Linked DNA regions of Homo sapiens: region 2 is linked to region 1. The links are chromatin loops, found by intact Hi-C in ENCODE. Cell type or tissue: dorsolateral prefrontal cortex. All regions are shown on one strand. Each heading gives the region's core, and the rest is flanking DNA. Links, peaks and the distances in the headings are about the cores only.

What was found. Peaks named below come from ENCODE experiments on the same cell type or tissue, not always from the same donor. Only the 100,000 strongest peaks of a DNase experiment are listed, where the experiment ranks them.
Region 2: a loop joins it to region 1, with 4 times the contacts of the local background. A loop is called at or near these places in 19 of 110 quality-filtered maps.

What each region holds. Positions count from the first base shown.
Region 1 is chr1:7,895,097-7,907,250 of GRCh38, reverse strand. It overlaps a transcript of UTS2 not described here. Among named protein-coding and RNA genes, the nearest start is that of TNFRSF9, 40 kb to the left of the region's middle. In dorsolateral prefrontal cortex, for the core only: a CTCF peak has its summit at 4,343 (motif pointing right); a DNase peak (open chromatin) is centred at 4,340; H3K4me3 peaks cover 346 bases.
Region 2 is chr1:7,748,631-7,760,784 of GRCh38, reverse strand. It overlaps CAMTA1 (calmodulin binding transcription activator 1), which reads right to left. Exons shown (of 23, transcript NM_015215.4): 20 at 9,393-9,586; 21 at 8,252-8,326; 22 at 5,117-5,147. Among named protein-coding and RNA genes, the nearest start is that of VAMP3, 17 kb to the left of the region's middle. In dorsolateral prefrontal cortex, for the core only: a CTCF peak has its summit at 7,783 (motif pointing right); a DNase peak (open chromatin) is centred at 7,774; H3K4me3 peaks cover 1,043 bases; H3K27ac peaks cover 2,276 bases.

The DNA of each region.
Region 1 (12,154 bases), core at 3,357-5,856:
GAGACAGTCTCTCGTCACCCAGGCTGGAGTGCAGTGACACGATCTCAGCTCATTGCAGTCTCCACCTCCCAGGTTCAAGCAATTCTCTCGCCTCAGCCTCTGAAGTAGCGGGGATTACAAGCGCGCACCACCACACCTGGCTAATTTTTTTGTATTTTTGGTAGAGATGGGGTCTTACTATGTTGCCCAGGCTCCCAACCTCAAACTCCCAACCTCAGGTGATCCTCCCCCCTTGGTCTCCCAAAGTGCTGGGATTACAGGCGTGAGCCACTGCGTGCAGCCCATACTCTTTCAATAATTATTTTAGCTTCAGTGGCAAAGGCTAATAATGATCGTATGTGTCTCTCTGATTGCAATGATGGGATGTTTATAGATACCAGGCACATACTCTCCTTGATCACAGCTTCACTAGAGACTCTTTGGCTAAGTTAACTGGTGTTCAATATTTTGAATTCGCATCCTGGACCTTCCTCCTACTGCCCGTGTTCGTGGTGTTGCTGTTGGGTTGGTACCGGCATCCATATTGGTGTTCTCACTGTTGGTGTTGGGTTAGTACTGGTGTTGATATTGGCATTCATGGTGCTGATATCTCTCTATAGTTTTCTGTCCAGCCTGTACTCAAGACAGGAAGTTTGAAGAGTTTCTGTGTGCAAGTATGAATTTCAAGGGGGTAGTAGGGAGTAAAGTCAAGAAAAAAAATCTGGAATGATCTTAGAAGTTTCCCCTCCCTCCCTCCCTCTTTTCTTTCTTTCTTTCTTTCTTTCTTTCTTTCTTTCTTTCTTTCTTTCTTTCTTTCTTTCTCTTTTTCTTTCTTTCTTTCTTCCTTTCTTTCTTTTCTTTCTTTCTTTCTTGCTGTGCTATAAAGTGAGATAAACAGTTAAGACGTTCACCAGTTCCTGTGGCAGAGGCTCTGGCTGTATGGACGAAGGAAAGGTGTGTGCCTTGATTCAAATGCAAGTGAAACCAGCATCTTTGCAGGAACATGGAAAGGAATGTTTAGAAAAATTGATTCCCATTTCAATATTTAGTATAATTTACTCCACTTATCATGAAATGCTTCTTCACAAATTTTATGAAAACAGGAGCTGCCCCTATTAAGAACCCCATGCACCTCATGCAATTCTATGGGTGTTGAAAGAAGTACTTGCTGGCCAAGTGAAAGCCTCAAGACTGAAAGGCAACATTATATTACAGCAGCAGTTGGTTCCTCAAAACAAGATGCTCACCTGGAAAGAATTCCGTGTGTTCCCGACCCCCACCCACCCACTGGCTGTGAAGGAGCCCTTCAGGCCCCCGTGTGCCCAGCAAGACAAGCCCCCCAGACACCCCTCACCCGGCAAGACACTGCCCCACTTCATCACTACGAAATGTCCAAGAAGAGAGCTAAATGTAAAACCAATCACCCACCTTTCCCTAGGAAACCGTCAGCCCAACCTCAACAAACCCTACATTCCTGCTGACCTTGAAACCACCAGAAAATAAGAAACAATTCACCAAGGAAGAAATACAACTTGTCCTTAAATACTGAAGAAAGATGTTCATTTCATCCAGGGAAGAGCTGATGTTGCAGTATTAAGCCTGGAGGCCATCTAGAAGCAGAATTCCCCTCTTCCTTGGAACACTGCAGTCTTTTTCTCTTGAGGCCTTCAACATATTGGAAGAGGCCTACCTGCACTGTGGAGGGCCATCTGCTTTATTCAAAGTTTACTGATTTATTAGGCCGGTGCAAAAGTAATTGCAGTTTTTGCCACAGTTTTAATGGCAAAAACCGCAATTACTTTTGCACCAACCTAATACATGTTAATTACGGCCTGGCACGGCGTCACGCCTATAATCCCAGCACTTTGGGAGGCCGAGGCAGGGGCATCACCTGAGGTCGGGAGTTCAAGACCAGCCTGACCAACATGGAGAAACCCCGTGTCTACTAAAAATACAAAATTAGACGGGCGTGGTGACATATGCCTGTAATCCCAGCTACTCGCAGGAGGCTGAGGCAGGAGAATTGCTTGAACCTGGGAGGTGGAGGGTACAGTGAGCCAAGATCGCGCCATTACACTCCAGCCTGGGCAACAAGAGCGAACTCTGTCTCAAAAAAAAAAAAAAGAAAAAAGAAATGTTAATCACACATAAAAAAAAGATACCCTCACAGCAACATCTGGATTGATGTTTGACCAAAAACTGTGTACTATAGCCTAGCCAAGGTGACAGGTGAAATTAACCATCGCAGAGGTATTTAGCTGTGTTGGCAATGTTTATTTTCTAAGCTGGGCAGTGGATATGCATGTATTCACTAAATTATCCTTTAAGTCCCCTTTCTATGTGGGCTTTTTTTTTTTTTTTTTTTTTTGAGACAGAGTCTCACTCTGTCACCCAAGCTGGAGTCCAGTGGCACGATCTAGGCTTACTCTAACCTCTGCCTCCCGGGTTCAAGCGATTCTCCTGCCTCAGTCTTCCAATTAGCTGGGTTTACAGGCGCCACCACCACGCCCGGCTAATTTTTATATTTTTAGTAGAGACAGGGTTTCACCATGTTGGCCAGGCTGGTCTTGAACTCATGACCTCAGGTGATCTGCCTGCCTCATCCTCCCAAAGTGCTGGGATTATAGGCGTGAGCCACTGCTCCCAGCCCCTTTTCCATGTCTTAATAACACATAAATATTGCATAACACGTAACTATTTAAGTAATAAACAGCAATAATCAGAATATATTCTAAAATCAAAGTAAAAACAAATTGACTACACGTCTTTACTTTTTTTGTTGTTTTTTTTTTTACGAGATGGAGTCTTGCTCTGTCACCCAAGTTGGAGTGCAGTGGCACAATCATAGCTTATTGCAGCCTCAACCTCCCAGGCTCAAGAGATTCTCCCACCTCAGCCTCCCAAATAGCTGAGACTACAGGCATGCGCCACCATGCCCAGCTTATTATTTTTTTTTTTTTTTATTTTTTGTAGAGACCTGGTCCCATTGTGTTGCCCAGGCTGGACTCAAACTCTTGGGCTCAAGCTATCCTTCCGCCTTGGGCCTCCCAAAGTGCCAATAATGTGCTCGGCCATCTTTACTTTTCATTAGACACATTCCTTAAAAGCCAGGTATAAGATAAAAATTTATATTAGAACTCCCCCAAAATTAGGTTATAATTAAATCAATGAAAAAATATTGTAAGATAAATTTATTTTTAAAAAATTATTCTAAGATCTAAATTTCTAAAATCACAAAACCCTAAAATTCTAACTTTAGCAGTTATGGGCAACAAACTTCTTTCGCCTAACCCTTGTGTGGAAGGTACATCAGACGGGTAATAAAACACATGAAGTTCGTTTTTGAAATCCAAATTTGAAGTACTGGTTAAGTAAAAACAAAGTATCAGTTTATTTTCATGGGAAAGATGAAAGCTCTCACATTCTGAAGGGGCTGTGGCTCTTCATTTCTTCCCTCCCTCCCTTCTCTTGCTATTGCTAAGCCTGACACTTAAATGTAGCTATGTGACACTCCTGTGCAAGCTTCTACTCCTGCAACCCCCAATCTTTTGGATTTCCTTAGGAATTTAAAAATTAGACAATAGGCCGGACGTGGTGCTCATGCCTGTAATCCCAGCACTTTGAGAGGCCGACGTGGGAGGATCGCTTGAGTCCAGGAGTTCGAGACCAGCCTGGCCGACATGGTGAAACCCTGTTTCTACCAAAAATACAAAAATTAGCCAGGGATGGTGGCGGGAACTTGTAATCCCAGCTACTACTCCGGAGGTTGGGGCAAGAAAATGGCTTGAACCCGGGAAAGGGAGGTTGCAGTGAGCTGAGATTGCGCCATTGCACTGCAGCCTAGGCGACAGAGCGAGATTGTCTCATAAATAAATAAATTAATTAATTAATTAATAATTAAAAAAAGGAAGGAGGGGAAGGAGGGGAAGCAGGAGAAGGAGGGGAAGCAGGAGAAGGAGGGGAAGGAGGGGAAGCAGGAGAAGGAGGGGAAGGAGGGGAAGCAGGAGAAGGAGGGGAAGCAGGAGAAGGAGGGGAAGGAGGGGAAGCAGGAGAAGGAGGGGAAGGAGGGGAAGCAGGAGAAGGAGGGGAAGCAGGAGAAGGAGGGGAAGGAGGGGAAGCAGGAGAAGGAGGGGAAGCAGGAGAAGGAGGGGAAGGAGGGGAAGCAGGAGAAGGAGGGGAAGGAGGGGAAGCAGGAGAAGGAGGGGAAGGAGGGGAAGCAGGAGAAGGAGGGGAAGGAGGGGAGGAGGGGAAGGAGGGGAAGAGGGAAGGAGGGAGGGAGGGAGAAAAGCCAGACAGTAAACTGGAGAACAAAAAACGCTCTACCACAAGAGGGCAGTAGACACCACCAGCGCGCAGGCCTCCCTCGGGATCAAAGGGAAGGCTCTGAGCGCGGAAGGAACCCCGCATTCTCTAATTTAGGCCTCTTCTTCAGGGATGGGAAGGAGATGGCTAAAGAGGTTCAGCGACTTACCTGAAACCACGCCGCCAGTGGCCCGCCTCTGTTAAAGGCTAACGTGCCGCCTAATTAAAGGGAAGGAAATAGGAGGCGCTGGCCGGGGAAGCTGGCTCACTTCTTCAGCACTTTGGGAGGCCGAGGTGGGAAGATCACGTGAGGTCAGGAGTTCAAGACCAGCCTGGCCAACATAGCGAGACCCCCGTCCCTATAAAAAATTAGATTAACAACAACAAAAAGAATTAGGAGGCTCCTTAGTAGGGACGCCCTTCCCCCATAACTTAATAGTCCAACAATGATGTGCAAGTCGCCAAAAGAAAGAAAATGTATGGGGAGTGGAAGTATAGAAAAAGCCGCACTGACGACCCAGGCCATCTTTAGGCCCCTGTGATGTGAATGGGAATGATTTTCAGAGTCTTTACCAAAATGACTACATTGTCAGAACTTCCCCGACTTCCCGCTTTCCCCCAGAGAATCACCCCTTCCCTGTTGAGGAGACAGGCAATCTGCCCAGAGCCCAGAGAGAAGATAATTTCTAACTTCCATACAAAAAAGCAGGGTGGTCCCATCAGGACAAAACTCTCCCTGAAGGAGTCAGGTCTGTATAACCCTCACCCGGGGGCAGAGATAGCCTGGAGCCCAAAGGCTGTGTCTGATCCCAGACCCTGTTGTAGGAGCTGGTGGGGAATTGCCACCCTCCGCAGTCCTCCCTACCCAGAGCCACAGAGCCCCAAAGCTTCCCTCCCAGCCTGGTGTTACCAGCGCTGAGTCCAGCCCTGCTCTCAGCCACCCCGGTCATTCTCTCCCACCTCATCCATCACCCTCTCCCTCGCACCCACTCCCTCTAGGGTCGCTGGATTTCCTTCTGCTCCTTGAATCCACTAAACTTTTCTCTGGCTTAGGACATTGGAGTTTGCTGTTCCTTCTTTCTCAAATGCTTTTCCCTACAGACCTCACACGTTCCGTGATCTGCTGGGCCAGTCTGTGTGGATCCTCACAGGCATCTCAAACCCAGGATGTTCCAAACTGGCCGAGGGTTTTTGTTTTGGTGGCACTGGATTGAACCATCTCCTCCACGAAGTCCATTTCCTCACACGAAGTCCGTTTCCTCATTTGTAAAATGAAGACAATAGCACCTACCTTACAGGCTTTTTGTGAGGATTAAATGAGAATATAAATATATATATACACACACACACACACACACACACATAGATGAATATATATACACATCCAAGTATATAGCAGCTGTATGTATATATTTACATACATACATATGTATATAGCATATACATGTATACATATAAAGCAAGTAGCACAGTGCCTGATCCATAGAACACCTCAATGAATGGAAACCTTTACAGTAAATGCTAACATTTTCCTCCATAAAGCAGCTCCTTCCACCTCCTCTCCAAGGCAGACATCAGATTAGTACCTTTTGACTCTTTCCTCTCTTTCACCACCCACATTTAATGAAACAACAAATCCCAGTGTGTATTTCTAGAATCCAATCCATTCTTCACATCCTACTCTCACTGTCCTAATTCATGCCTGTGTTATTTCTGGCCTGGATTACTGCAGTAGTCTTCCAATAGCCTGCTTCACATCCAAGCTCCATTACTTAATCTATGTAGAATGAAAGCTTACCATGCGATAACAGACTACTATGAACGGGTTTTTGCCAATACATTTGAAAACTCAGACAAAATGACCAATTCCCTAGAAAAAACGTAACTTACCAAAACTGACTTAAGAAGAAAGAAAATGTATGGATAGTCATAAAATGATTAGGGAAATTGAAACAGAAGTAAAAATCTTTGTCAAATTAAACTTAGACCTGGATGACTTTCCAGGTAAGTTCTCTTAAACTTTCATGGAGTGGATCATTCCTATTTTATAAAAACTCTTCCAGAGAATAGAAGAAAGTGGTTTATCTTCTCCTAGGTATTCTGTGAGGCCAGTGTAACCTTGATACTAAAACCAGGCAAGGACAGTAAAAGAAAAAGAGGCAAAAACATGAAACAATTTTTTTTTTTTGGAGATGGAATCTCACTCTGTAGCCCAGGTTGGAGTGCAGTAGCATGATCTGAGCTCATTGCAACCTCCACTTCCCTGGTTCAAGCAATTCTTCTGCCTCAGCCTCCTGAGTAGCTGGGATTACAGGCGCCAGCCACCACTGTGCCTGGCTAATTTTTGTATTTTTAGTAGAGATGGGGTTTTTGCCATGTTGGCCAGGCCAGTCTCGAACTCCTGACCTCAGGTAATCCACCTGGCTTGGCCTCCCAAAGTATTGAGATTACAGGCGTGAGCCACCACACCTGGCCAAAACAAAATATTAATGTGGTGTTTCATGCCCACACATTATTTAACCTACCTTGCTCGCTTCCTTCCTTCCTTCCTTCTTTCCTTCTTTCTTTTTTTGGAGACAAGTTCTGGCTCTGTCGCCAGGCCAAGTGTGGTGGTACAATCAAGGCTCACTGCAGCTTCCACCTCCCAGGCTCGGGTGATCCTCTCACCTCAGCCTCCTGAGTAGCTGGCAATACAGGCATGCACCACTGTGCCTGGCTAATTTTTAAATTATTTATAGAGAAGAGGTTTCACTATGTTGCCCAGGCTGGTCTTGAACTCCTGAGCTCAAGTGATCCTCTCCTGCCTTGGCCTCCCAAAGTGCTGGAATTACAGGTGTGAGCCATTGTGCCTGGCCATTCATTTGATATTTCTACATTCAGGAAGTGGAGCTAAGCTTTCCTCCACTTGAGCATGGAGTGACTTGCATCTGATGATTCCAGGTTATAAAAAGTCTGTGGCTTCCGGGTTGGGTACACTCTCGCTCTCTCTGCGATTGCTGTCTCTGGAGGAAGCCAATTGCTGTATCTGAGAGGCCTACATGTTGACAGTCACACAGTGAGCCTGGAAGCAGGTCTTTCCCTCGTGAAGCTTCCAGATGACTTCAGCTCTGACCAACACATTGACCACAACTTCCTGAGAGACCCTGAGCCAGAACTACATAGCTCAGCCACTCCTGGACTCCTGAGAAAACATGTTATAACAAATGCTTGCTGTTTCAAGACACTAAATTGTGGGATAACTTCTTACGTTAATATAGTTCACAAACAAAATCTAACAGTGTTTAAAAAAGATCATAAAGACAGGTGCAGTGGTTCGTGCCTGTAGTCCCAGCTACTCAGGAGGCTGAGGTGTGAGGATCACCTGAGCCTGGGAAGGTTGAGGCTGCAGTGAGTCATGATCACGCCACTGCACTCCAGCCTGGGCATCAGAGTGAGACCTTGTCTCAAAAAATAAAAAGGACTAGATAAGAACTTCCTTAACTGATAAGGGATATCTAAAGAAAAAAATTAGTAAACATTATTATTTTATTTTTTTAAAACACCTAACTGCATCGACTCAAAGTAAACATTATTCTTAATGAGAAAATGTTGAAAGTGTTTTACTTATGAGCTGAAACAGGATAAAGATGGTCACGATCGCTGTAGGGTCCCTCAGGCCTCTGTTTTCTTTCTGTGTCCTTACCGAAAATCAGATTGCCTTGACTGCTCTCTGATATGGTTTGAATCTGTGTCTTCAGCAAATCTCTTGTCTAATTGTAATCCCCAATGTTGGAGATGAGGCCTGGTGGGAGGTGATTGGGTCATGGGGCGGATGCTGTTCTCATTATAGTCAATGAGGTTTCACAAGATCTGGTTGTTAAAAAGTGTGTGGCACCTCCCTCCTCTCTCTCTTCCTCCTGTTTTGGCCATGTAAGATGTGCCTGTTTCCCCTTCACCTTCTGTCATGATTGTAAGTTTCCCAGGGCCTCCCCAGCCATGCTTCCTGTACAGCCTATGGAACCTCGAGCCAATTCAACCTCTTTTCTTTATAAATTACCCAGTCTCAGGCATTTCTTTATAGCAGTGTGAGAATGGACTAATACAGTAACCCAGCCAACTGTATAGGTTTTGTCCAACAGGCTTGAACCCAAATCAGGGCCTTGAACATTTCCAGGCACTGATGAAAGTATCTAGGTTTACTTGAAAAAAACTGTCCCTAGCTCTGGACCAAACCTTCATATAACTCTATATTCTGGGAGGCCGAGGTGGGTGGATCACGAGGTCAGGAGATCGAGGCCATCCTGGCTAACACAGTGAAACCCCGTCTCTACTAAAAAATACAAAAAAATTAGCCGGGCGTAGTGGCAGGCACCTGTAGTCTCAGCTACTCGGGAGGCTGAGGCAGGAGAATGGCATGAACCTGGGAGGCAGAGCTTGCAGTGAGCCGAGATCGCGCCACTGCACTCCAGCCTGGGCGACAGAGTGAGACTCCGTCTCAAAAAAAAAACAAAAAACAAAACTCTATATTCTGAGCCCCCTTGCTGTGAGATACCTGGTCAGAGCACCCCTTCTCTCTCTGTCCATCTTGAGGGTACTCTGCAGTTCTCGGTATATAAGTTCCCCTAATAAATGCTTTTTTCCAGGCTGGCATTTAGTGCTTTTTTTCTTTGTAAATTTAACTGGCCTGATCTCAGGACAGCTTGCGGTACTCCTTTTTGGGAATTCCCCTGCCTCCACTTTTGGGGGTAACTCCAGCCACAGGTTTGGACAAAACAATCGCCACTTATATTTTACATGTATTGGGGTTTCTAGACAGTAACTTATGACAAGAAAAAAGAAATTTAAATTTTGAAGATTCCAAAGGAAGAAACAAAACCATTCTTATTTGCAGATGGCATGGTTGTATACATGGACAACCCTAAATCTGTAGAATACTAGAAATAACAAGAGAAGTTTATCAAGATGGTTGGTCATAATATTAATGTACATTAATCAGTTGACTTGTAACCTATTAGCAACAATGCATAGTAACAACAAAACCAGAAGGTACCTAGGAATGCTCTACCAAAAGAAGGATGCGACATATATAAAGATTATGAAACATGGTCGGGCACGGTGGCTAATGCCTGTAATCCCAGCACTTTGGGAGGCTGAGGTGGGTGCATCACCTGAGGTCAGCAGTTCGAGACCAGCCTGGCCAACATGGTGAAACCCCATCTCTACTAAAAATACAAAAATTAGCCGGGCGTGGTGGCGGGTGCCTGTAATCCCAGCTACTCAGGAGGTTGAGGCAAGAGAATTGCTTGAACCTGGGCGGTGGAGGTTGTGGTGAGCCAAGATCGCACCATTGCACTCCAGCCTGGGCAACAGGCTGAGCATAACTCTGTCTCAAAAAAAAATTATGAAACATTAATGAAAGACATTAAAGAAGACCTAAAAAATGGAGAGACATAATATGTTCATGGATAGAAAGCCTCCATATTGTAAAGATATCTTTCTCTCCAAATTGATTTATAGAGTCAGTACAGTTTCAATAAATGTCTCAACAGGGATTTTCAAGGAACTTGACAATATGACTCTAAAATCTTTAAAATTTATATAAACAAGCAAAGGGTGAAGAATAGCCCAGTCATTCCTAAACAAGAATAGGATACAGGGACTTTCCCTACCAGATAAACAAGCATTAAAAGATGTAGTAATTTACAAAGTGTGGTATCAGCAGAAGGAAAAAGAAGTTGACCAATGGAATGGGAATGGAGATCCCAGAAATAGATTTACTACACGTACAGTGATTTTCAAACAGGAATATCCCCAAGAACTCATTGTTAACATAGTAAAAAGTAAACAGATTCTTAGAAGCTATATAATGACTCAATGCACATCATCAAATATGCCAAGACAAAGAAAATGTAGAAACAGAAATCTCATGTAATTTGGAAGTGAAAATGACTCAAATATAATTTTATACATAATTTATAAAGCTTTTTTTTTTCAGCCAGGCACAGTGGCTCATGCCTGTAATCCCAGCAATTTGGGAGGCCAAGGTGGGTGGATCCCCTGAGGTCAGGAGTTCAGGACCAGCCTGGCCAACATGGTGAAACCCCATCTCTACTAAAAGAATACAAAAATTAGCCAGGCATGGGGGCACGCACCTGTAGTCCCAGCTACTGGGGAGGCTGAGGCAGGAGAATTGCTTGAACCTGGGAGGTGGAAGTTGCAGTGAGCTGAGATTGCACCACTGCACTCCAGACTGGGAGACAGAGCGGGACTCTGTCTTAAAAAAAAAAAGCTTCTTTTTCAATATACAGGTTCTGATGAACCTAATTGTCAAAGAAAAATTGAAAAAAGTCTAGCATCTGGCACAGAAAATCTTATCAGATATTACAGTGACTATATTATAAAAATTTTTACATAATAAAATAATTTATTTTTCTAAACCTATATGGAATAACATTTTAAAACTTCTTAAAGACTTCCTCAGGAACATTTCATTTTCCACTAAGAACAACACACACATACACACACAAATATTAAAATTGTATTCAAAGCCTATAATTTATACTTCAATATTATAAGATTAATGCTCAGTTACATGAATGTTTGGTAGAAATCACCTGTAAAGCCATCTGGGTTTAGGTTTAATTTGATGAAGTTTTAACCTCTGTCTTAATTAATCCATCTAGAACTGATTTTTATGTTTGGTGTGAGGTAGGGACACTTTTTTTTTTTTTCATGGATAAACATCCCTTCCCCACTTATCTGCAATATCACTTTTGAGAACTCAAGTATCTAATTACAGAAAAAATGAAAACACAGTTTTTGAGCTTAACTGAGATATTGAAGTTCAAATAACACCTAGAAAACAATTCTACTCTACACTGATAATATTTTCCTTGGGAAGCATTTTCAGGAGCATTTTCATTTGAAAGGGAGATGTGGCATTTGCTCCCTTTACTTCTGTTATCTTGTCTGATGACAGAAACACAGACTGTCATTTATCTCAAGTACTGATATAAAGGTGCATGTTGCATCTAGGGTTTAGCATATCCAGCACTGGCTTGGAAAATGGAGAGAACCCAGACTTTGTACCATAATGGCTTGACGCATATCCTCAAATATGCCGGGACTAAGAAAATGTAGAAGCAGAAACCTCATGTAATTTGGAAGTGAAAATCACTCAAATAGAGTTTTATCAATAATTCATAAAACTGCTTTTTCAATATACACAGATCCCATGAAGCATATCCAACTCTTTTATTTCAGTTACAAAATGAAATTCCTGAATGAACTTTAGCGATTTTTGAGTAAAAAGTTGAGATTGGGCAATTCAAGCTCTTGTTTGGCTCTTATTTTGAAGGAGGATTTTTCAGTTTCCATCACGTCAGATGGTAGTTATCTGTCAATTAATAATTGACAATTTACTGATTTTAAAACAAGCCTGCACTCCTCATCTTCCTTTTACTGAGATTTTCAGTCCTGAGAATTTTCTCCTGCACTAAGCACAGCAGCTTTGAATCACTCTGTTCCCTAAGAGTTAAAGGGAATAGGATTAAGGGGGAAAAAAGATCACTGTAGACATTTTCAGTTTAGGCCTAATTTTTATTTATTTATTTATTTTTTTGGGATGGAGTCTCGCTCTTATCACCCAGGCTGGAGTGCAGTGGCTCAATCTCAGCTCACTGCAACCTCTGCCTCCCGGGTTCAAGGGATTCTCCTGCCTCAGCCTCCTGAGTAGCTGGGATTACAGATGCCCACCACCATGCCTGGCTAATTTTTGTATTTTTAGTAGAGACAGGGTTTCCCCATGTTGGCCAAGCTAGTCTCAAACTCCTGGCCTCAAGTGATCCACCCATTTCAGCCTTCCAAAGTTCTGGGATCACAGGTGTGAGCCACC
Region 2 (12,154 bases), core at 6,260-8,759, 150 kb after region 1:
TACCTGTTGCTTTGAGAGCTGCAATAGCTTGTGGGGAATTTAGGAAAAGAGAGATCTTGCCATTTTCCAGAAATCTCATTTGGATTGCAAAACAAAAAAGACAGAGAGGCCCAATAAGAATGACACAGAGCATGTTGTCTGCAATTTAACACACACCACTGTGTTCCAAAAATATTCATTTCCTAAAAGAGGCAAGTGAGACAAAATTACTTTGAAGATTTAAAATACATCCATGATGACACATCCCACATTCACGTCTTACTTCTCATGAACACATCGGGCCACTTAGAAACTATGCCTCATGCCAAATTGAGCTACGGAAGTGTGAGAACACATTTGTTGACCCTAGAGCACTGTTTACTTCTCAGTACACTTCCCCGCATTGTTAGAGAACTGTCCCTTGGATAAAAGTGTACATAAAACAGCCAAAAGTGTAAGCGTAATTTTCAGAACTTGGTAATGACCCAGTGCAGCTATGACCCGGGGCTGTTCTCAGAAGCACACAGCAGAGCTGCTCTGTTGAGACCCCTACTTACCAGCTTCTGGCAAAGTGTTTGGAAACCCGGTTCTCAAATAAAAAGAAAATATGTTGTTTGAAAATATGTGACTAAAAAGTGTTATTTCTTCTTCCTCCAATTAAGGTTTTGTTCCAGTAAAATAACTGCACCTGCCTTTACTGAACACAGGTGACTAGGCCAGCAGTTTATAAGAAATAGGTTAATTAAATACTAGCATTCCCACTGCTTTTAATAACACCCATAGTGATTGTTACAGTTTATAAAGCCTTCTCACAGAAATAGTGTCTCGTATCGGGAAAGGAGGAATTTGTCTAGAAATTGCTTTTCAAAGAGCGGTGTCACTCATCTATGAGAACACTTTCTACTATCCACGAAAAATAAATGTCTTAGAGAAGTGGAAAGACATTTTCTGTCTAGAAAAACAGGCATTTTAGTTTTTATTTTTTTAGGTCAAGCAAGTCTCAATACCTTGAGGATAAATCTGTTATGTAACTGAACTACCTGCTAACATATGAGGTATCTTGGTTTTTCTCTATGCAACTGAATAATATCCTGTTAGATATACTCAAAATCCAAATGAAAGTATCTTTTCAGCATATGTACTTTAAAAGTTTCTTAAACCTTAAAAATCCTTCAGTCATTTGCTGAGAAATCACTTTTGTTAATTTAAATAATCTCTTTGTGTAGAACAAAAGTTCTCTCCTAAACACAGCTATTGTGTCCAAGACAAAAAACAGAAAAACAAAAAACAAAACAACCAAAAACCCTGATGACAGTATCGAGAGTTTGTTAATTTCACTTTAAGTTACTGGATAAATTAAGAGGTAGGCCTGAAGGAAAGGGGGATAAAAGTGAGCTGTACTCAGTGAAAAATATTTGGTGCTTTTTCTTAGCCTTCCCCAAGCAAAGACTAAACATTTCAAGACACAAGTGGTATTTTCTGATTGCTCTGCTGCTGGAATTTGTCTGTCGTGTCTTAATTCTGCCTTTTTAGATCTCCCCCTGCTCCACTGACGTAGGAGTTTGGGTCAGTATTAGTGTTTAACAAATACTGTCCCATAAAATTTAATTCTGTAAGTTTCCAGATATTATTTTTCTTTTCTTTTCTTTTCTTTTCTGGGACAGGGTCTCACTCTGTTGTGCAGGCTGGAGTACAGTGGCACTATCATGACACACTGTAGCCTCGACCTTCTGGGCTCAAGCAATCCTCCCACCTCAGCCTCCAGTAGCTGGGAAAATATTATTTTTCAATGTATAAACCATGTTTTAAATATGGAATACTTTACAAATTAACAAAATAAGTATATTATCTTTTTTTTTTTTTTTTTTTTTGAGACAGAGTCTCGCTCTTTTGCCCAGGCCGGACTGCAGTGGCGCTATCTCGGCTCACTGCAAGCTCCGCCTCCCGGATTCACACCATTCTCCTGCCTCAGCCTCCCGAGTAGCTGGGACTACAGGCGCCCGCCACCGCAACCGGCTAATTTTTTGTATTTTCAGTAGAGACGGGGTTTCACCATGTTAGCCAGGATGGTCTCGATCTCCTGACCTCGTGATCCGCCCGCCTCGGCCTCCCAAAGTGCTGGGATTACAGGCGTAAGCCACCGCGCCCGGCCCAAAAATAAGTATTTTATCTTAACATAATTTCCACGACTATAAATCTTCCTCAGAGAATGCTCTGCCTCCCAAGACTAATTTCAACTTGGGGATTGTTAGAGGGAGTGCCACTGTGACTTCTCCGATGGAAGAACGAGGGAGAGAAGATCTTATTGGCAATCATACAAAGCCATATATACGCTATTCCTTGGTTCACAGAGTTAGCTAAATATCACCAGGATAGAAGGAACCTTCTCAGCCCCTATCTCTCAAACTTGCATAGATGTCGTGAGGCATAAGGGGTGTCATGAGATTCCAACTTTCCATGCATGAGTAGGAGTTTTAGGAGTTCACAATAGAATGCAGCAGGCATTAAAGAAATTGAGGTTGGGATTCTGGTTTGCATTGAAAAGCACCTTCTGAAAATGTGCTCTTAAAAACGGTCATTAACATACCAGAAACTAACAAGTTTCAAAAACGCATAAGCAACCACCTCCCGTAAAAATGTTGTCCTTGCAGCAGGTGATATTAATTGCATATAACATGCATGATACTACAAGTTGTAGTTGAACTGAACACTAGGGCATGCATCTATTCTCTTGGAGGTTTTTTAAAATGGAAAGAAAGATTATCTATATATATGCAGAGGGTGAGAGGGAATAGAGGGAGAAATGGAGATTTTTGTCCTCTTTTTTTCTTACATTTCAAAAAAAACGTCTCCGAGCCAGCTCTATCACAAGGGACCTGAAATATTTTAATTGAGAACAATTCCTTAAGTCTAGAGAGGATTAATTAGTTAAGTTTACGTAAGAGTATAGCTGCTTTTTTCCCCCAAAAAACAAATTTTTCCTTTAGCAATTATTTATAGTTTTAAATAAATGAGCCTTTAAATCTTTAAAATTTTAAGGCTTTTTAGGCTTTTCTCTTTTTTTTCTTTTGAGACAGAGTCTTGCTCTGTCGCCCAGGCTGGAGTGCAGTGGCACAATCTTGGCTCACTGCAACCTCTGCCTCCCGGGTTCAACAGATTCTCCTGCACACGCCACCATGGCCAGCTAATTTTTGTATTTTTAGTAGAGACACGGTTTGACCACGTTGGCCAGGCTGGTCTCGAACTCCTGACCTCAAGTGATCCGGCTGCCTCGGCCTCCCAAAGTGTTGGGATTACAGGCATGAGCCACCATGGCCGGCCCTTTTAAAGCTTTTAAATCTAGGGTTAAGGTCATTATTAAGAAGAACTTATAAAAACTAAATTCTTCTATCATCAAGTTGGCATACTACAACCTGTGGGCCAAAATCTAGTCCAGTATCTATTTGTATAAATAAAGTTGTATTAGAACACAGCCATAGCCATTCATTTATGTGTTGTCTGTGGCTGCTTTCCTGCTACATTAAAAGAACTGAGTAGTTGGGACAGACCATACAGCCCACAAAGCTTAAGGTATTTACTATCTGGCCTTTCAGAAAAACATTTGCCAACTTCTGGGTTAAAATATAATAAATAAAGATTAGCACCAACATAAGTCTAGTTAGATGGGAAATAATATCTCCAGAAACATTAGCAGTTTTAAGATTTTTTGAACTATGACCTTTTCTCAGAAATCTTAAAGATGACTAAATAAAGTATTAGTGTAAGGTTAAGAAGAGGGGGCATTGAATATAGTTGAGTTGATAGAGAAAATTCCCATGTTATAATTTCAACTCATTTTTTCTCTTAAGATTATATATAAGAAACAGGTTGTCAAATTAATCTAAATTCATTTAAATTAATTAAATTTTGATGAATTCTATTCCTGGCGTTTTTTGTTTTGTTTTGTTTTGTTTTGTTTGAGACAGGGTCTCGCTCTGTTGCTCAGGCTGGAGTGCAGTGGCATGTTCACAGCTCACTGCAGCCTCAACCTCCCAGGCTTACATGATCCTCCCACCTCAGTCTCCGGAGTAGCTGGGACCACAGGCATGCCCTACCACGCCTGGTTAATTTTTTATCTTTTGTAGAGATGGAGTCTCCCTATGTTGCCCAGGCTGGCACTGAACTCCTGGGCTCAAGCACTCCTCCCACCTCAGCCTCCCAAAGCACTGGGATTATAGGCATGAGCCATCGTACCTGGCCTATTCCTGGCTTTGAAAAAATGGTTTTCGGACACTAAATCTTTTATTATAATTCAAACACATTATAGTTGCTTCTGGGAGACTGTTGCCTTTTGCCCTGCTTACAAACTAGCATCATATTCTAAAATCTCAGGAACTAAAATTACTCATTGTAATTTCTCTAAAATTCAAAGCCTATTGGAATCCCTGCTCTTGTTATGTAAAATATAAATATTCGAGACATTTCACACCACATTTTCATTATTCAGCATTCCCATCAAGTGCTGGAAGGCCAGTTCGCTATTTTATAATGAACGTCCTGGGTTTGTTCTGAAAGGGCAGCCTTGTACAGTGACTTACCTCACAGCACCAGGGAGGGAGAGATTTAGAAAATGCAGGCACAGGAGCAGGGTATAGGGAAACAGTCATTCTCAGTAAGAAATAGATTCATTAAAAAAAAAAAACCCTAGTACGACCTCCTAGTGAGCCTCCTTGCTTTAGAAATTTTGACAAAGCAATCGTTGAGAAAATTTCATGTGGCAAATTATCTTAATCACAAAAAGCCACTGGCTGAATGTTTTCGTATAACGCAGCGTTATTTGGCCGTGTACGTGGCCTGCCAGCCCTGTTTTCGTCCTGAGGCTTCCTCCACCGCATCCTCGGCATGCCCTGCAGTGGTTTGGAACGGCCCTCCCTTCTACTCACTCATGCATTTGTACATCTAATGTATGTGACTGTTCTCCTGTCATATAAAATAGCAGTGTTAGTAATTAGGGTTAGTTTTTACTTGATTTTAATTCATTCAAAATGGATGTGAAACTTACTGGCATACCTAGGCTGCAGCCTCATGCAAGCAAGCAAAAAGCAAAATACTGAAAATGGAAGAGAAGAGAAACTGGCTAGCAGGCAGCTAAACTCACCCTTTTGTACAGCCTATGGTCCACCAGGGGGCTTTAGACAGTAAAACAACACCAGAGAGCTATTAGCACATGAGGGTCACAACAGAAATCTTACAAATAGCTTTATTTCAACAAAAAAGAATATAACATGGTTTCTTTTTTGGAAAGAAAGAAAAGGAGAGTGATGGTGGGGTACGTGAAATGAGTAGGTAAAAAAATTCATCAATTTAAGTCTTAAAAAATTGGGGTCATATGACTTAGAAATGGGATACTTCTGACTGATTCCTGAAGCTACTATCTACCTACCTTTTTGAGAGGGTGTCATATGAGGTTTTCCTTTTTTTTTTTTTTTTTTTTTTTTTTGAGACGGAGTCTCTCCCTGTCGCCCAGGCTGGAGAGCAATGGTGCAATCTTGGCTCACTGCAGCCTCCGCTTCCCAGGTTCAAGAGATTCTCCTGCCCCAGCCTCCCAAGTAGCTGGGATTACAGGTGCGTACCACCACGCCCAGCTAATTTTTTGTATCTTTAGTAGAGACAGGGTTTCACCATGTCGGCCAGGCTGGTCTCAAACTCCTGACCTCAAGTGATCTGCCTGCCTCGGCCTCCCAAAGTACTGAGATTACAGGCGTGAGCCACCGCACCTGGCCAAGGTTTTCTATCTTAATAAGATTTTAATGCTTCTAAGGACAACAGACATGAATAGTTTCTTTTAAAATAACATTAAATAACTCAACCCAGAATGAAAATAGGATTACACACATCCTAAAGAAAATATCAGTTTAAAACAAACTTCCAGGATAGATTTTTAGGATTTCTTCAAGATTGAACATATTAATTGAATATATAGAAATGGGAAGTGAATACTGATCTTATTACAGAGGCTATTAAAATTTGCCTATTTTTCTAACATCTAAACTGTAAATGGTCAAGTAAAGAGCCAATAACATTTTTTATTTCATTCCAATTAATGCACAGGAATCCAGAGCCCGTATCTGATGTTCTCTTCATAATGAACCTTCTTGTTATCCATCTTATAAGGTTATTAACAGTTAAAATTTATACTTAAGGCAAAAATCTTCATGAAATTTTCCTCTACCAGTTTACAGAAAGAGAACTCTAAAAACAAAAGTGAAAGGACTCCTTTGTTCAGCTTACTTTGTGGGGGCAACCTTTCATGAATTTATGTTTTGTTTAAATATCTCATTCTCTTAACTCTCCCAAAGTAAACACGGGACACAGCTTTGGCAAAAACAAAAGGGAGATGAGTGTAGGACTTTATGCAATTTTGCTCCCACGTTACCCACACATTCATTCAAAGTTTGAGGATCAGACTAGAAGAAAGGAGGAAAAAGTCTAGCACGACTTAACTTGCAGACATTCTGGTTTGTCTGAAGTGGCCTAAAGAAGAGTGGTGTTAAGGTAATTTTCTTGAAAACAAAATCTATCTGGAAAGTATTAACCACAGTGTCATGAAAGAAGATGTGATTCTGCTCAAAGTGGCCAAAGTCTATTGGTTTCAGTGCTGGATAGGATCTTGCTCAGGTTTTTCATTTTGCAGGTCGAAGAGGAAAAGGGAGGAAGGAACTATGAACGTATTGGAGAATGTAAGGAAAAGGGCCCAGGTGAGTCCTTGATCTGTTCACCATATAAAGAAAATCAGCTACTCTCTTTGGTCCTAAGTCCCTGCTAAGTAAAAGGTATGATTGAATAATAAAGGAAAGAGGCTGCCTTTGGTAAGGCTTGCAGAATTAATTTCATGATCTTAGAGCCATACCCGTTTTGGGGATGCATTTCCTAACAGGACTTCCTGTTTCAGAGTACTGACACTGGTATGTTACTCATTAGCTATCATGGTGAAAAATCTCCCATCCTTGCATGGTGGAAAGTAAATGTTGCTGAGGCACAGGGCGAGTGAACATTAGCTTCTGCATGGCATCATAGCTGGGGAAAACCATCTATCTTAGTGAATGCCGTTTTTTAAGTTTTTATGATGTTAATGCAGTGGCTGTGCATGTTTCCTTCTATGGTCACAAAAATAAATTCTTCTGTTAATTTAAGTAAAAGTACAAATAACCCATTAAACCTATTAAGTCTTAAAGGCAAGATATTTTCAAAGCCGGCAATCATATGGTATAGGAGTAAGAAAAACTAAAGCAAAATGAAACATCCAAGGAATCCAATTAAATATGAATACTAGGACTTTTGGTATAATTAAATAGGAAGAGGAAGTAAGACATTAGAGAGTCTGCTTTAATGTTTGGTATTATAAACTGCACAGCTCCTGACACACAGAGCAACAACCCAACCACACAGAAGGTGGTCTACACCCAGCTCGGATGGCCGCAGTTACAGACGTCAGACTGGAATATTCACCTGGATAAAGAACACAAACCACTTTCACCAGCCCTCTGAAATCTAAGTAGAGACGCTAGTCTTCATAAAGAAATCTCAAATTTGAGGAACAAAGAGAAATTCCTCTGGCTTAGCTCCATGAGAAGATGCTGCATCCCACAGAATGCTGGGGTCACAGGACCCCATTTCCTACTAATTGAAGATGTGCCCAGAGTCTCAGATGTCTTTCTTTTCCTGAACAGCTGCATTCCAGTGATCTCTCCTGTTCCTCATCACGGACCGGCTTTAATTGATAGTTTAATAATAGAGCATGTTGGCGATTACATGACCAGCAGAGGGCACCAGCTATCTGGTGGAAATTCTACATCAGAAAACTTGTTTGGAATTCGTGGTTTTCTTTCCCTTCCTTGAGACTAGAAACTGTTTTCTGTTTGGACACGCGCTAGCATAGTAAAGGATTAGAGCAAAGAACATACTGCAATGTGGCATATCAATCACAGGTTAAAGAGAAACTTAGAATTAAAAGCTAGTCCGACTAAGTTGACCTCACACCCAAATTAAAACAGAAAAACACGGGCATGAATCTCCATTGTTCAAACAGCATCGTCTGACATGGTTACCAGCACTCCAAGGGTAGCAACCTGATCCCTAGTTAAAGAGCTCTACCGCCCTATTGTAATTTGGGACGTCTGCCCTGATTATCTGCAGGGGGATTAGCTTTACATAGGAGTTAGTGAGGGTTAAGAAGGTCAGGGTTGCTTCATCATTCTCCCTGAGCAGAATGTATAAACAAGGACTAGTGTACCTGTGGCGACAGCGGCGAAGAAACCTCATTATTTTTCGAGCAGCTTGATCCTGCTTTTTGGTTAGCAAACTGCTCCTGAAAAAGTCAGAATATTATTGTCACAAGAAGGTTACAGTAAAGCCCAATATGGAAAACTGGTCAGCAGTGACAGAGGACTCTGAATTAAGCAGTTCGTGTAGCAAAGCCAACAGCATATGTTAAAGATGTATACAATCTGAAGGGGGATGAGTGCGTATGCTGTTCCCATAGTATCGAGTCCGGGCATCACTAGAGGAGAAAGGAGGGTGTGTATAGGCGCTCTCAGCTTCAAGACAGACTATACAAAGACTGAAAATAAAATGTCACTTAAATATTCTTCCACAATTCATTATAAGCTCATTTTGCCACAAAAGGCATTCTGGCATTAGAGAGGCTTTCTTAGTTTACAAGGTGATTCACCGGAGTTGATACACTCTTTGGGCTATTTTGTAAATGTACTGATCAATATATTTTACTTGGCTCAACATTTTTATTACAGTCTCTAAAATGGAACAGCTTAACCCTAATTACTCTCCCAAGGTCTCACATGCAGTAATTCTACAATTTCACTCATTTCCCATTTGTGTCAAGAATAGCCTTGTCTCTAATCGGAATGTAGCATCATATACGTTTCAGTTACATTAGGATTAGGAACAAGTTCTGTTTAGAAATAACTCCAAGAATAGTTTTCATATTTTATTTTCACATTGAAAATCAGATTTCCTTCAGCCTCAAAGAGCATGTTTATGTAAAATTACATGAGTGCTGGCAGCGGGCTGTACTTTTTTTTTTTTTTCCTAAACAGGAAATGGGTTAAACTACTATAATTGAGTGGTAACTTTCTGAGTAGAAACTGGTGCTGCCAAATTCTGATATAAGGTAAAATTGGGTGGCAATATCAAAATAATTGGGTGGGAGGTGGAGAGAAAGAGCTAAATATTCAAAACCAGACTCAGCACAGGTGTACTTATCAGCCACCATGCCTAAAACGTTCTGGAACACAGTGACTGCCAATGCTTTAGGCCCACCCCAGACTCCAATGTCAGCCCAGGACAAGTCTTTCAAAGAAGTCAGAGTTCTCTTCCCTAGGGAGCTTTACCTCCATGAGCTCTTCTCCACCCACCTGAGTTTCTGTTGTACAATCACAGCCGTCCGGCGAGCCTGCCGTCTTTTGCCACATTTCTTATAACTTCGGTAGTACTTTTGGATGAGCACAGCAGCCCGTCGGCTCTGCTGGAATTTTTTTTGTTCATAGTAACTTCGGAATTTGCTCTGGATAAGGATGGCAGCCTGTGTCATCTTTTTATAAAGTGCGTACTGCAGGGGAAACAAGAACAAGCGACACAGTAACAACAGGGGCTGCACGGGCTCAGCGTCCTTCGAGCTTACCGGGAAGGGAAGAAGAGAAAATGCTTTTCCCCTCTATTATCACATTCTCTGTCCGGGGTTTAATCACAAAAGAGGCAAATGAGGAATCTTTACACCTACCTTTCCAAAATGTAAAATATTACTTTAAGGGTTGCCTTCAGACATATATTTTTTCCCTAAAATATCAAAATATCTTGCCCTTCTTGGAGAAAAATTTTAATAGCAATACCCTTAGACGTTTATGAATCTAAAAACAGATTTCGACAGTAAAATTTTAAATGCTTCGGATTAATATTTTCTATCCAGTTTTGAAACACTAACATAATTTTTTTATGCCTTCCAATTCCCACCATACACAAATCTACTTAGCATTCAGCCTCTGATTTTTAACTATCATTCCACACGACAAGTTTCTGACTGAGTTGCAAGGTCCCAAATACAAGGCTTATCATGAAACGCTGACACCTTTAAGCCATTTTAACCTGTAAAAGATGAACACTCGTAAGACCAACACGGTGGTGAAGCCGTGAAACCTGGACGGCTGTCACAGAGCTGCGGACGACCCAGGAGGCAGTGCCAGGAGTCCTCCACGCAGCCCGCTGCAGAGCTACAGAAGTGAGGGACGAAGGCCCAGGGTGAATTCTCAACATCAGTCTCTAGGCACTAAAAATACAGAGCTCTCCATGGTCTTAAAATGCTACGTCCAAATTTCTAATCAAACAGAGTATGACTCTGGGGATGAGAAGTTGCAATGAAGCCCTTTGCTTATAAGACGGCAACTTACCGTCGCAAGGAAAAATATTCCCCAGAAAATCCCTGTATCTGCCTAACTGTATCTCTGGATGTATGAGGAGGTGAAATGAGGGAGGGAAACTGACTTCTCAGAATTGTCCAAGAACCAGGACCCTTCTGCAAGAACCTTCTTTGGTCTTATCTGACCTGCTTTACCTTTTCACTGGTCTGAAAGTCTTTGAAGACAAGAATGCTGCAGACTACAGAGCCCCTGTGGTTTCCATCGTCTCCACCTGTGCACACTACACACTCAGACCCATCGGGCCACAGTGAAGCGCTTTGGGAAAAAGGGTATTTACTTAGTGGCCACAGGGCTCACAGGAACTGGCTTAGATGGATTAACACCAGCCAAAAAATGTCCAGTTATTAATGTCGAAACCCACTCCAGCTGAATAACCACGTGGTCCCCAGACGACAGAGGAACTGTGCTTAGGTGGCCTGGCAAGGGGGATATGTTTACTCCATGACTGTGCCATCTTAATGGCCCTCCCTGTAGCTGGTGATGGGTGTGAAGTTTGTGACTCTGGTGGAATGGTTTGTGAGAGGGCTTGGGTGTATCATTACCTTCAAGGCTATCCATGTCAGCTTGGGGGAAAAACAGAAAATACAAGATTAATGTTACATTGCTGAATATAATGAAATTAAAAACCAGAATCAATAAAACTCCCAACCAAGAAAAAAAAAAAAGGCAACCTGGCTATATTAATGCCTTCCATCTTCCAAAATATTTGTTTTATAGTTGTTACTCTTTCCAAAAATAATGCCTTCTGTCTTCCTAGCTGTAGATGACAGTTTCTGGGGAGGGTTTTTTTTTTTAAAAAACCAAACTCATATTTTGGAATCAATACCTGTTGTAATCACAGACTTGAAACCTTCATTCTGTGTATCACTTGTGCTCCCAGGAAGCCTGCTCACCAAACAGAAGCCAGTGCGGCTCCCTGCTATAGAGCTACAGGCACTGTGGTGTCAGCGTTTGCACAATAAACCTTCCTTTTCTGGGATCATGAACTCAACTGGCTCGAAGCCAAAGACGTCCCCCCACCCCCATTAATAGGGCTTAATCCTAGAGAAGCTTGAGGAAACGGCAACCCATATCAGAAATTGAGGCAAGTCCTGGATTATGACAAGGTGATAGAATCCCTAATTTCTATGTGACCATTACACATATTAGAATTTATTATTCCTTAAATAAAAATTTATAACTACCTAAAGCACAATCTGATAAAAGGTTCTCGAATCTACTGACAGGCCTGAATTTTATCGTGTGAACCAGTCAAAACTCCATTAGGCAATTTTTAATATTTTATAACCACCTTGATAATGAGAAAGGCCTAATATTCATGTAATTTCTCTGAGCTTCAGCTTCTTCATCTGTAAACTGGAAATAAATACTGCTTACTTCAAATAATTGTAAAAAGGAAATGAGATGGGGCACCTAAAAAATCTAGTGCATACTAGCTGCCCCAAAAATATGACTTCCCTTTCCCATCTGACTAGTTACATAACCCTACAAGGTGGTTTGCAAACAGAAATACTGCATGAAAGAGTACTTAGATAATCTTCTTGCACCTTTAACTAAGGTGCACAAAAGCAGTTTAAGATGTTCTGAGCTTCTTCTGATTTTCAAAGATTTTAACAATTCTTCATTTTAAAATGGATAAGAAGCTGAAAGGAAAATGGCCAAAGATTAAATACCTTATATAATTCAAACTCAAAGGTAATAAA